Regions from separate parts of the Homo sapiens genome. Here region 2 is linked to region 1. A link is a contact called in ENCODE POLR2A ChIA-PET data. All regions are on one chromosome and are shown on one strand. The core of a region is the stretch at or near the end of the contact, and the rest is flanking DNA. Distances in the headings are between cores, read along the strand shown. Region 1 has its middle 8.1 kb from the start of C11orf86. Region 2 overlaps KDM2A (lysine demethylase 2A).

Evidence for each region. ChIA-PET counts read pairs that join two places held with the same protein, here RNA polymerase II (POLR2A).
Region 2: POLR2A ChIA-PET joins it to region 1 with 12 read pairs in activated CD4-positive, alpha-beta T cell. The contact joins two enhancer-like sites. POLR2A ChIA-PET finds 5 or more read pairs at or near these places in 3 of 52 experiments (AG04450, activated CD4-positive, alpha-beta T cell and activated naive CD4-positive, alpha-beta T cell).

Annotation. Positions count from the first base shown.
Region 1 is chr11:66,964,603-66,969,800 of GRCh38, forward strand. No RefSeq gene overlaps it. Among named protein-coding and RNA genes, the nearest start is that of C11orf86, 8.1 kb to the right of the region's middle. Within about 2 kb of position 3,194, at least 5 of the 41 ENCODE cell types and tissues checked have a DNase peak (open chromatin) inside an H3K27ac peak, as active enhancers do.
Region 2 is chr11:67,188,710-67,193,907 of GRCh38, forward strand. The region is part of intron 5 of KDM2A (lysine demethylase 2A); the gene reads left to right. Among named protein-coding and RNA genes, the nearest start is that of KDM2A, 72 kb to the left of the region's middle. Within about 2 kb of position 1,947, at least 2 of the 41 ENCODE cell types and tissues checked have a DNase peak (open chromatin) inside an H3K27ac peak, as active enhancers do.

The sequences.
Region 1 (5,198 bases), core at 1,944-4,443:
TGAGAAGATCGCTTGAGCCTGGGAGGTGGAGGTTTCAATGAACCGAGATTGTGCCACTGCACTGCACTCCAGCCTGGGCAACAGAGCAAGATCCAGTCTTCAGACAAAACAAAACAAAACAAAAACAGGAAGTTGCAGCTAAGAGGCTGGGCTGTGGATAGGTAAAAGGACTGGCTTTACTGTTACCCCAGTAACTCTGGGGGGCACGTTGGGAGTAGCTAACCCATCCCTTTGCTTCTTAGGGACATGTTCAGAGGCTCAGAGACAGAAGAGGGCAGATCTCATAATTGACAGAGACTTCTGCAGTCTGAGAACACAGGGGAGACACTGGCCCTTGGTCCACCTCGGCCGGTGGAAGGTCTGACCACCTTGTGGCGATCCCATGATGGGTTCCACGAGCCCAGTGGAATTGTCCAGACTGAACGGCCAAAGTAGGAGGAGGCTGAAAAGACAGGGCGGTTTCTAGGGGTGAGAAGCCATGGGGTTAAAGGAGCCTGGGAACACAGTGCAGGGAAACATTGGAATTTAGGCTCCCTCCAAGCCAAAAATGGTACTTGAGTGGCCACAGGCAAGGGCACAGGGCCACCTCACACACTTGCAGTTTCCACACCACAAACACTCCTGGCCAATGCCTTGCTTGCTCAGTCCATGCTGGCGGGAGAAATCTTTCTTTTGTCATCTCTGGAGTGGGGATTGGAGACATCTGGGTTGTCCTTATGAGATCCTCAGGGTAAAGCCAGGCTTCTGGATTCTAAACACAGAGGGGTGGGCTGTTTCCAGTCTCATAGTAACAGCTGTGTTTTGAGGGATCTGTAGCTTTGTTTTTTGTTTTTTTGTTTGTTGGTTGGTTTTTGTTTTGTTTTGTTTTGTTTGAGACAGGGTTTCACTCTGTCACCCAGGCTGCAGTGCAATGGTGTGATCTCGGCTCACTGCAACCTCCGCCTCCTGGGTTTAAGTGATTCTCCTGCCTCAGCCTCCTGAGTAGCTGGAATTACAGGCAGCTGCCACCACATCCGGCTAATTTTTTTTTTTTTTTTTTGAGACAGAGTCTCGCTCTGTTGCCAGGCTGCTGGAGTGCAGTGGTGCAATCTTGGCTCCCCGCAATCTCCACCTCCTGGGTTCAAGCGATTCTCCTGCCTCAGCCTCCCAAGTAGCTGGGACTACAGGCATGTGCCACCACGCCCAAGTAATTTTTGTATTTTTAGTAGGGACAGGGCTTCACCATGTTGGCCAGGCTGGTCTTGAACCCCTGACCTCAGGTGATCCACCCGCCTCAGCCTCCCAAAGTGCTGGGATTACAGACGTGAGCCACTGTGCCCAGCCAGGATCTGTAGCTTTGTCTGGGAGCTCCCATCCATCTGGATGTCTCCAACCTTCTTGTTCCTAACTGCCCTGTCCTTGCCACCATGCTGTCTGAACTTGCTGGTATGCTGTCCTCCCTACACCCCAATGGTATGAGGTATCATCATTCCTCTATCCCCATCGTGCCTTCCTGCCTGTGCTTGGGCTGTTTTCCTTGCATGGGATTCCTTTTCTCAATAGATTCACCTGATAAACTCTCTTCCTGTCATATCTCTCTCTCTCTCTCTCAAGACTTAACCCAGCCATTGTCTCCTTCATGAAGCTCTCCAAGGCCACTCTCATGGTGTAAGGGGCCCTCTTAGGACTCCCATAACACCCTGGGCATTATTTCTAGCCCAGCACCACACTGCTTTGAAATGGGGTGCTTTGAGGTCTGTCCCCCAAAACGAGTCTGGGAAAGTAGCTCATTTTTCATAGTGCTGCAGAAATGGCTCAATATCCTCCCACCACCTCATCTTCCTTCCCGGCCCAGGGACACTGTCAGAGCCTCAGAAATTCCTCAGAATTTGCTCCTCTCGGTCCATGCCCCCAATTTGACCTGTTCCAGGTTATCATCTCTTTAACTTTTCCCTCCCCCATAAACATGGCGTCCACTGGACTCTGTGGACTCTGCTTGGTCTCTGGGGCACTCCTATTCGCTGACTATTAAACATTTACTATGTGCTAAACTCAACTCTTGTAGAGGTGTGAGGAGGGAATAAGGGACAGAAGATAAACCCAAGAACTATTTTTTTTTTTTTTTTGAAACAGAGTCTTGCTCTGTCACCCAGGCTAGAGTGCAGTGGCATGATCTCGGCTCACTGCAACCTCTGCCTCCTGGGTTCAAATGCTTCTCTGCCTCAGCCTCCCAAGTGGCTGGAATTACAGGCACCCGCCACCATGCCCAGCTAATTTTTTATTTTTAGTAGAAACGGGGTTTCACCATCTTGGCCAGGCTGGTCTCAAACTCTTGACCTCATGATTTGCCCCCCACACCGCCCACCTCCCAAAGTGCTGGGATTACAGGCGTGAGCCACTATGCCTGGCCAATTTTTAAAATTTCTATAGAAATGGGGACTCCCTTTGTTGCCTAGGCTGGTCTCAAACTCCTGCCCTCAAGTGATCCTCCCCTGCCTCGGCCTCCCAAAGTGCTGGGATTACAGGTGTGAGCCACTGCACTTGGCCCACAAACAATTTCAAATTAAATAAATGTATATCTGCACAGTCACTCATCTTACTTCTGGTGAGCATTATTTTTTTCATTTTTTTATTTATTTAAAAAACTTTTTCTAGACAGAGTCTCAGTCTGTTGCCCAGGCTGGAGTACAGTGTCACGACCTCTGCTCACTGCAACCTCCACCTCCCAGGTTCAAGCAATTGCTGTGCTTCAGCCTCCCGAGTAGCTGGGATTACAGGTGTGTGCCCCATACCCGCTGATTTTTGTATTATTAGTAGAGTTGGGGTTTCACCATGTTGGCCAGGCTGGTCTTGAACTCCTGACCTCAGGTGATCCACCCACCTCACACTCCCAAAATACTGGGATTTACAGGCATAAGCCACCACGTCCAGCCGCATGGGTGATTTTTGTATTTTTTTTAGAGACAGGGTTTCGCCATGTTGGCCAGGCTGGTCTTGAACTCCTGGCCTCAAGTGCTCTGCCTGCCTCGGCCTCCCAAAGTGCTGGGATTACAGACATGAGCCACTGCGTCCAGCCTGGGCATCATATTTTCAAGGAGAAAGTCTAGTACTACTAACTGCTAGATTTATAATTTTGTCTGATCCTCCTAGAGGGTATATGAAGACTCAGGCCCCACCCATGGAGGGTAGAACACACATTTGCTGAAGACTTTATGTGCTGGGCTGACTCAACTGGGCTGGATTCCAGGCCCATCACTGACTATGCTTCTGTCATTTCAACGGAGAGAAGAGGAAATGAGGATAAGTTCCAGAGGGATGCAAGGGTGAAGTGCACTCACAAAGGTCAGTCTCCAGGGTAGAGGGCACGCCCCACCCCTGCTGCCCTCCAAGGTCAGTCAGACTTCCAATGTCTAATTCTCAAGGTTCTGGCGAGTGGGCTCTCGGGACTGGGCTCCAACATCATCTTCTCCGAGAGGCCTGCCTAGATCCTCCCCTCCCTCAAACCAGATGTGGTCTCTCATTCTCTTCTGTTCACCAAAACAAGGTCTTGCCCACAGCAGGTAGATGTAGATCACATTCACTGGCTCACTCCTAAGGAACATGGTAGCCTGCCCCAGCTTGCAGCCTTCCAGTATGTCTAAGCCTCACCAGAACTTTAAATGACATCAGCCATGTACATGAATAAATACAGGAAATACCTCTTTCCTACTTCACTTCAGGAAATAGATACTACTGTGTTTTGTTAATTTCAAGCCACACTTTTTTTCCTCCACATTTTAACCTCTCTAAAAAGGGCCTGCACCTTCCAATGAGTGGGTAATGGGTACTCTCTCTTCCTTCCTTCCTTCCTTTCTTTTTTTTCTTTTTTTTTTCTGAGACAGGGCCTCACTCTGTTGCCCAGGCTGGAGTGCAGTGGCTTCAATCACAGCTCACTGCAGCCTCAACCTGCTGGGCTCAAGCGATCCTCCCACCTCAGCCTCCCAAGTGGCTGGGACTGCAGGCACATGCCACCAGGCCCAGCTATTTTTTTTTTCTATTTTTTTGTACAGGCAGGGTGTCATGTTGTGCAGGCTGGTCTTAAACTCCTGGGCTCAAGCAATCCTCCTGCCTTGGCTTCCCAAAGTGCTGGGATTATAGACGTGAGCCACCGTGCCTAGCCCAGATATTCTTTCTTAATGGTATATAAAATACTGCCACCTTTCCGTAGATGTCCTCTTAGATTTGATGAAATAAAGCATTATTCCTGTGTTATAGCTGAGAAATTATAGACACATGAGGTTAAGCCACTCACCCAAGACACAGAGCCAGTACATGAAAGGGCAAGGCTTTAAACTCAGGTAATGGAGGAGGCCTGGAATCCTCGGTGTCTGTGGTAGGCCATCTCCAAGACAGTCCCCAGTGATCCTAGCCTCCTGGTGTTCACACCCTTGTGTAATCTCCACCCCTTGAGGGTAGGCTGGACCTGGTGACTTGCCTCTAAGGAACAGAATAAAGCAAGTGATGGGTTGTCATGTTCTGGGTGGGAAAGTCTATGTACACGTATCCCCAAAACCCAAGGAAGCTGAGGCCAAAGAAAGCGGCTGACAAATTCGGTTTCTTAGAAAAAACATTTCTTTTTTTGTTGTTTCTTTTTGAGACGGAGTCTCGCTCCGTCACCCAGACTGGAGGGCAGTGGCACCATCTAGGCTCACCGCAACCTCTGCCTCCCAGGTTCAAGCGATTCTCCTGCCTCAGTCTCCCGAGTACTTGGGGTTACAGGTGCCCGCCACCATGCCCGGCTGATTTTTGTATTTTTAGTAGAGACCGGATTTCGCCATGTTGGCCAGGCTGGTCTCGAACTCCTGACCTCAAATGATCCGCCTGCCTTGGCCTCCCAAAGTGCTGGGATTACAGGTGTGAGCCACCACACCCAGTAAAAAAGAAACATTTAATATAGATTTAGGAACAGAAGCCAAGTCTGTGTCTCAGGCTGCAGCAAGACGTGATGGTGGATCCCCAGGCCATAAAGCCCCAGACCCAGGGCTTATATACCACAGGGCAGGAATGTGTAAGACAAGTAAAGTTGAGACCTCAGAGAAAGGCAAGAATGTGATATGAATCTGCCTATGGGTAAGATTTCTGGTAACAGTAGATAAAGTAGAAATCTTAGAGGCATTCCCAGAATGGGGGTTAATAAGAAGTCAACATGGTGGATTAGCATCCAAGATGGAGCTGCTCTG
Region 2 (5,198 bases), core at 697-3,196, 220 kb after region 1:
GAGCCTGGCAGGTCAAAGCTGCAGTGACCTGAGATTGTGCCACTTCACTCCAGCCTGGGTGACAGAGCAAGACACTGTCTCAAAAAAAAAAAAAAAAAAAATGTTTCAAGAGGCAAAGACATATATTAATTAAAGGTTTAACTATAGCAAGAAGATATAACAATTACAAACATTTATGTACCTAACGACAGACCATCAGTATACCCAAAGGAAAACCTGACAGAACTGAAGGGAGAAGTAGACATTTCTATACAGTAATACCTGGAGACTTCAGTACCCCCTCTCAATAATGGATAGAACAACCAGACAGAAAATAAGTAAGGAAATAGTGGACTTAACACAGTAAACCAACTAGATCTCACAGACACAGACAGAATCCTACCTAACAGCAATAGCATACACATTCTTTTCAAGTGTATGTAGGACATTTTCCAGGATACACCATATGTTAGGCTACAGATTAAATATCAGTGGATTTAAAAAATAGATATCAAAGTATCTTCTCCAACCACAATGGGATGAAGTTAAAAATCAATAACAGGTAAAACTGGAAAGGTCACAAAATTGTGGAATTTAACAATCAGTGAATCAAAGAAGAAATCACATGGAAATTAGAAAATACTTATAGATGAATGAACACAACACAGCCTACCAAAACTTATAGGGATCAGTGAAAGCAACATTAAAGGAGAAATTTGTAGCTATAAATGCTTTGATTATAAAACACGGAATCACTGATTGCAGTAGCATGTGCCTATAGTTCCAGCTACTTGGGAGACTGAGGCAGGAGGATTGCTTGAGCCCAGGATTTTGAGGCCAGCTTGGGCAACATAGCAAGACCTTATCTCGGCCGGGCGAGGTGGCTCACGCCTGTAATCCTAGCACTTTGGCAGGCTGAGGCCGGTGGATCACCTGAGGTCAGGAGTTCGAGACCAGCCTGGTCAACATGGCGAAACCCCATCTCTACTAAAAATACAAACATTAGCCAGGCATGATGGTGGACACCTGTAGTCCCAGCTACTCGGGAGGCTGAGGCAGGAGAATCACTTGAACCTGGGAAGCGGAGGTTGCAGTGAGCCAAGATCGCACATTGCACTCCAGCCGGGGCAACAAAGTGAGACTCTGTGTCAAAAAACAAACAAACACCAGTCTCTTTAACAAAAGAAGAGAAACTTAAAATCAACAACCTAACCTTACAACTTAAATAACTAGAAAAAGGACAAACTAAACCTAAAGCTAAAGGAAGTAATAAAGATTAGAGATAAATGAAATAAAGAATAGAAAAACAATAGAGAAAAGTCAAAGAAACCAAAAGGTGGTTCTTCTTTGAAAAGATAAACAAAATTGACAAAGCTTTATTTAGCCAGATGGACTAAGGAAAGAAAGATCGAATTACTAAAATCAGAAGTGAAAGTGAGGGCCGAGCGCGGTGGCTGACACCTATAATCCCAGCACTTTGGGAGGCCGAGGCGGGTGGATCACCTGAGGTGAGGAGTTCGAGACTAGCCTGGCCAATGTGATGAAACCCTGTCTCTACTAAAAATACATAAATTAGCTGGATGTGGTGGTACATGCCTGTAATCCCAGCTACTCAGGAGGCTGAGGCAGGAGAATGGCTTGAACCTAGGAAGCAGAGGTTGCAGCGAGCCAAGATTGCACCACTGCACTCCAGCCTGGGTGACAAGAGCAAACCTCCGACTCAAAAAAAGAAAGTGAAAGTGAGGACATTACTTCCAATTCTGTAGAAATAAAAAGGATTGTAAGAGAATACTATGCGTGGTGGCTCATTCCAGTAATCCTAGCACTTTGGGAAGCCAAGGTGGGTGCATTGCCTGAGCTCAGGAGTTTGAGACCATCCTGGGCAACATGGTGAAACCCTGTCTCTACTGAAAATACAAAAACTGAGCTGGACATGGTTGCATGTTCCTGTAATCCCAGCTACTCAGGAGGCTGAGTCATGAGAATCGCTTGAACTGAGGAGGCGGAGGTTACAGTGAGCCCAGATTGTGCCATTGTACTCCAGCCTAGGCAACAGAGCGAGACTCTTTAAAAAAAAAAATACTACGAACAATTGTTCATCAATAAATTGGATAACCTAGATGAAGTGTACAAATTTCTAGAAACACAAAACTTGTTAAGACTAAATCACTAAGAAATAGAAAATTTGAATAGAACTATATTGTAGTTAGTGAGGAGATTGAGTCAATATTCAAAAATCTCCCAACGAAGAAAAGGCTGGGCCTGATGGCTTTGGTGGTGAATTCTACCAAACATTTAAAGAGGAACTAACACCAATTCTTCTCAAACTTTTCCAAAGAATTTAAGAGGGAACACTTCTTTTTTTTCTTTTTTTGAGATGAGTCTCGTTGCTGTCGCCAGGCTGGAATGCAGTGGCGCGATCTCGGCTCACTGCAATCTCCACCTCCTGGGTTCAAGCGATTCCCTGCCTCAGCCTCCCAAGTAGCTGGGATTATGCCCGGCTAATTTTTTGTATTTTAGTAGAGATGGGGTTTCACCATGTTGGCCAGGATGGTCTCGATCTCCTGACCTCGTGATCTGCTCGCCTCGGCCTCCCAAAGTGCTGAGATAACAGGCGTGAGCCACTGCGCCCGACCAAGGGAACACTTCTTAAGTCTTTCTGTGAGGCCAGCATTACCCTGATACCAAAGCGAGACAAAGACAGTACAAGAAAACTACAAATCAATATCCTTTTTGAACAATGATGTAAAACTCCTCAACAAAATACTTGCATACTAAATTCAGCAGCATATTAAAAGGATTATACACCATGACCAAGTGGGATTTATTCCTGGAATAGATGATTTGACATGTGAAAATCAATCAATATAAATTTCATTAACAGTGAAGGAGGAAAAAAGTTACATGATCATCTCAATTGACACAGAGAAGGTATTTGACAAAATTCAACACCTTTTCATGATAAAAACACTTAACAAACTAGAAATAAAAGGAAACTACCTTAACATAATAAAAGCTTTATATGAAAAACCCTCAGTAAATATCATACTCAGTGGTGAAACACCAAAAGCATTTAAGATCAGGAACAGCGTAAAGGCGCCTGCTTTTACTGCCTCTATTCAATGTAGCACTGGAAGTCCTAACAGAGCAATTAGGCAAAAAAAGGAAAGAAAAGGCATACAAATTGTAAAGGAAGAAGTAAAGTCACCTCTGTTGGCAGATGATATGACTTTTTTATTTGTTATTAGTATTTTTCTTTGGTTCCTTCTATCATGTGCATCTTTACACTTAGTTTTGCTGTTTGTCAAATATTTCAAATATACATAAAATTACGGAGAATATCATTAACAAAATGAACACCCATCTATAAACCCAAAATGAAGATCCACTTGTGTACAACTTAGTAAGAAATTAACCTTTTGCCATATTTACTTCATCTCTTTTTGCAGAAGTTTGTTAGCATTGACATCCACTGTGTACCATTCTTCCCATTTTCAATCCCTTTTCCTTCCTCCTCTCTCCAGAGATAGGCACTCCCTTGGTTTTTAATGCAGTCTGTAGACATGCATATTGCTTTGCATGTTTTTAAACATTAACAAATGGCATCATAGTGTACAAATCATTCTGCAACTTGCTTTTTCACTAAACATTGCATTCATTTTAACTACCATATAGAATTCCATTGTATGAATATACCATAATTTACCCATTCCCCACCAATGGACATTTACTTTGTTTCCATTTCTTTTTTTTTTTTTTTTTTTTTTTTTTTTGAGATGGAGCATCTCTCTTGGTGCCCTGACTGGAGTGCAGTGGCGTGATCTTGGCTCACTGCAACCTCCACCTCCCAGGTTCAAGCGATTCTCCTGCCTCAGCCTCCCGAGTAGCTGGGATTACAGGCATGCAACACCATGCCTGGTCAATTTTGTATTTTTTAGTACAGATGGGGTTTCACCATGTTGGGCAGGCTGGTCTCAAACTCCTGACCTCAAGTGATCCATCCGCCTTGGCCTCCCAAAGTGCTAGGATTACAGGCATGAGCCACCGTGCCTGGCCTCCATTTCTTGTCTTACAAATAATGCTACAATGAAGGTTTATAAATTTCTTCTTGGGTACACATTTGAGAGTTTAGACGGTATAAGCCTAGAAGTGGGCCAAAGAGTATACATTTTCACCTTGTCAAATTCCTCTCCAAAGTGATTGTACCAGTTTACACTTTGTTGAGTCAAGTAGGAGAGTGTCCTTTGTTCCATATTCACTCAAATACTTGATATTATGAGATATTCATTTATTTTTTATTTTTATTTTTTGGCTAGGGGGTATCAGAGTCTCACTTTGTTTCTCAGTCTGGAGTGCAGTGCCGCGATCTCGGCTTACTGCAACCTCCGCCTCCCAGGTTCAAGTGATTCTCCTGCCTCAGCCTCCTGAGTAGCTGGAATTACAGGCTCTTGCCACCACACCCGGCTCATTTTTGTATTTTTAGTATAGGCAGGGTTTTGCCATGTTGGCCAGGCTGATCTTGAACTCCTGACCTCAGGTGATCCACCCGCCTCAGCCTCCCAAAGTGCTGGGATTACAGGCGTGAGCCACCGCACCTGGCCGAGACTTAAACTTTCAACAATCTGATGGGTATGAAAGAGAAACTTGTAGTTTTTAATCTGCATGTCCTGTAAGGATAATCATGTTCTCAGAAATGTTTATTGACTATTTGGGCCATCTATTTAAATTTTTTAAACTTTCATGTTCCCTTTTATTCTGTTATCACTTTCTCATAGTGATTAATAGTAGAAACTCTAGTTTTAAAAGTTAATACACATAAAGTGCTCAGAAGAGTCACAGCCATGTTGTTGGAGACAGTATTATTTTTATCCTTTTAAATACGTATATATTGGCTGGGCATGGTGGCTCACGCCTGTAATCCCGGCACTTTGGGAGGCTGAGGCAGACAGATCACCTGAGGTCGGGAGTTCGAGACCAGCCTGACCAACATGGCAAAACGCCGTATCTACTAAAAATACAAAAATTAGCCAGGCATGGTGGCAGGCGCCTCTACTCCCAACTACTTGGGAGGCTGAGGCAGAAGAACTGCTTGAACCCAGGAGCGGGAGGTTGCGGTAAGCTGAGACCATGTCGTTGTATTCCAGCCTGGGCAACAGAGTGAGACCCCATCTCAATACATACATACATACATACGTATTTATTGAGACAGGGGTCTCGCT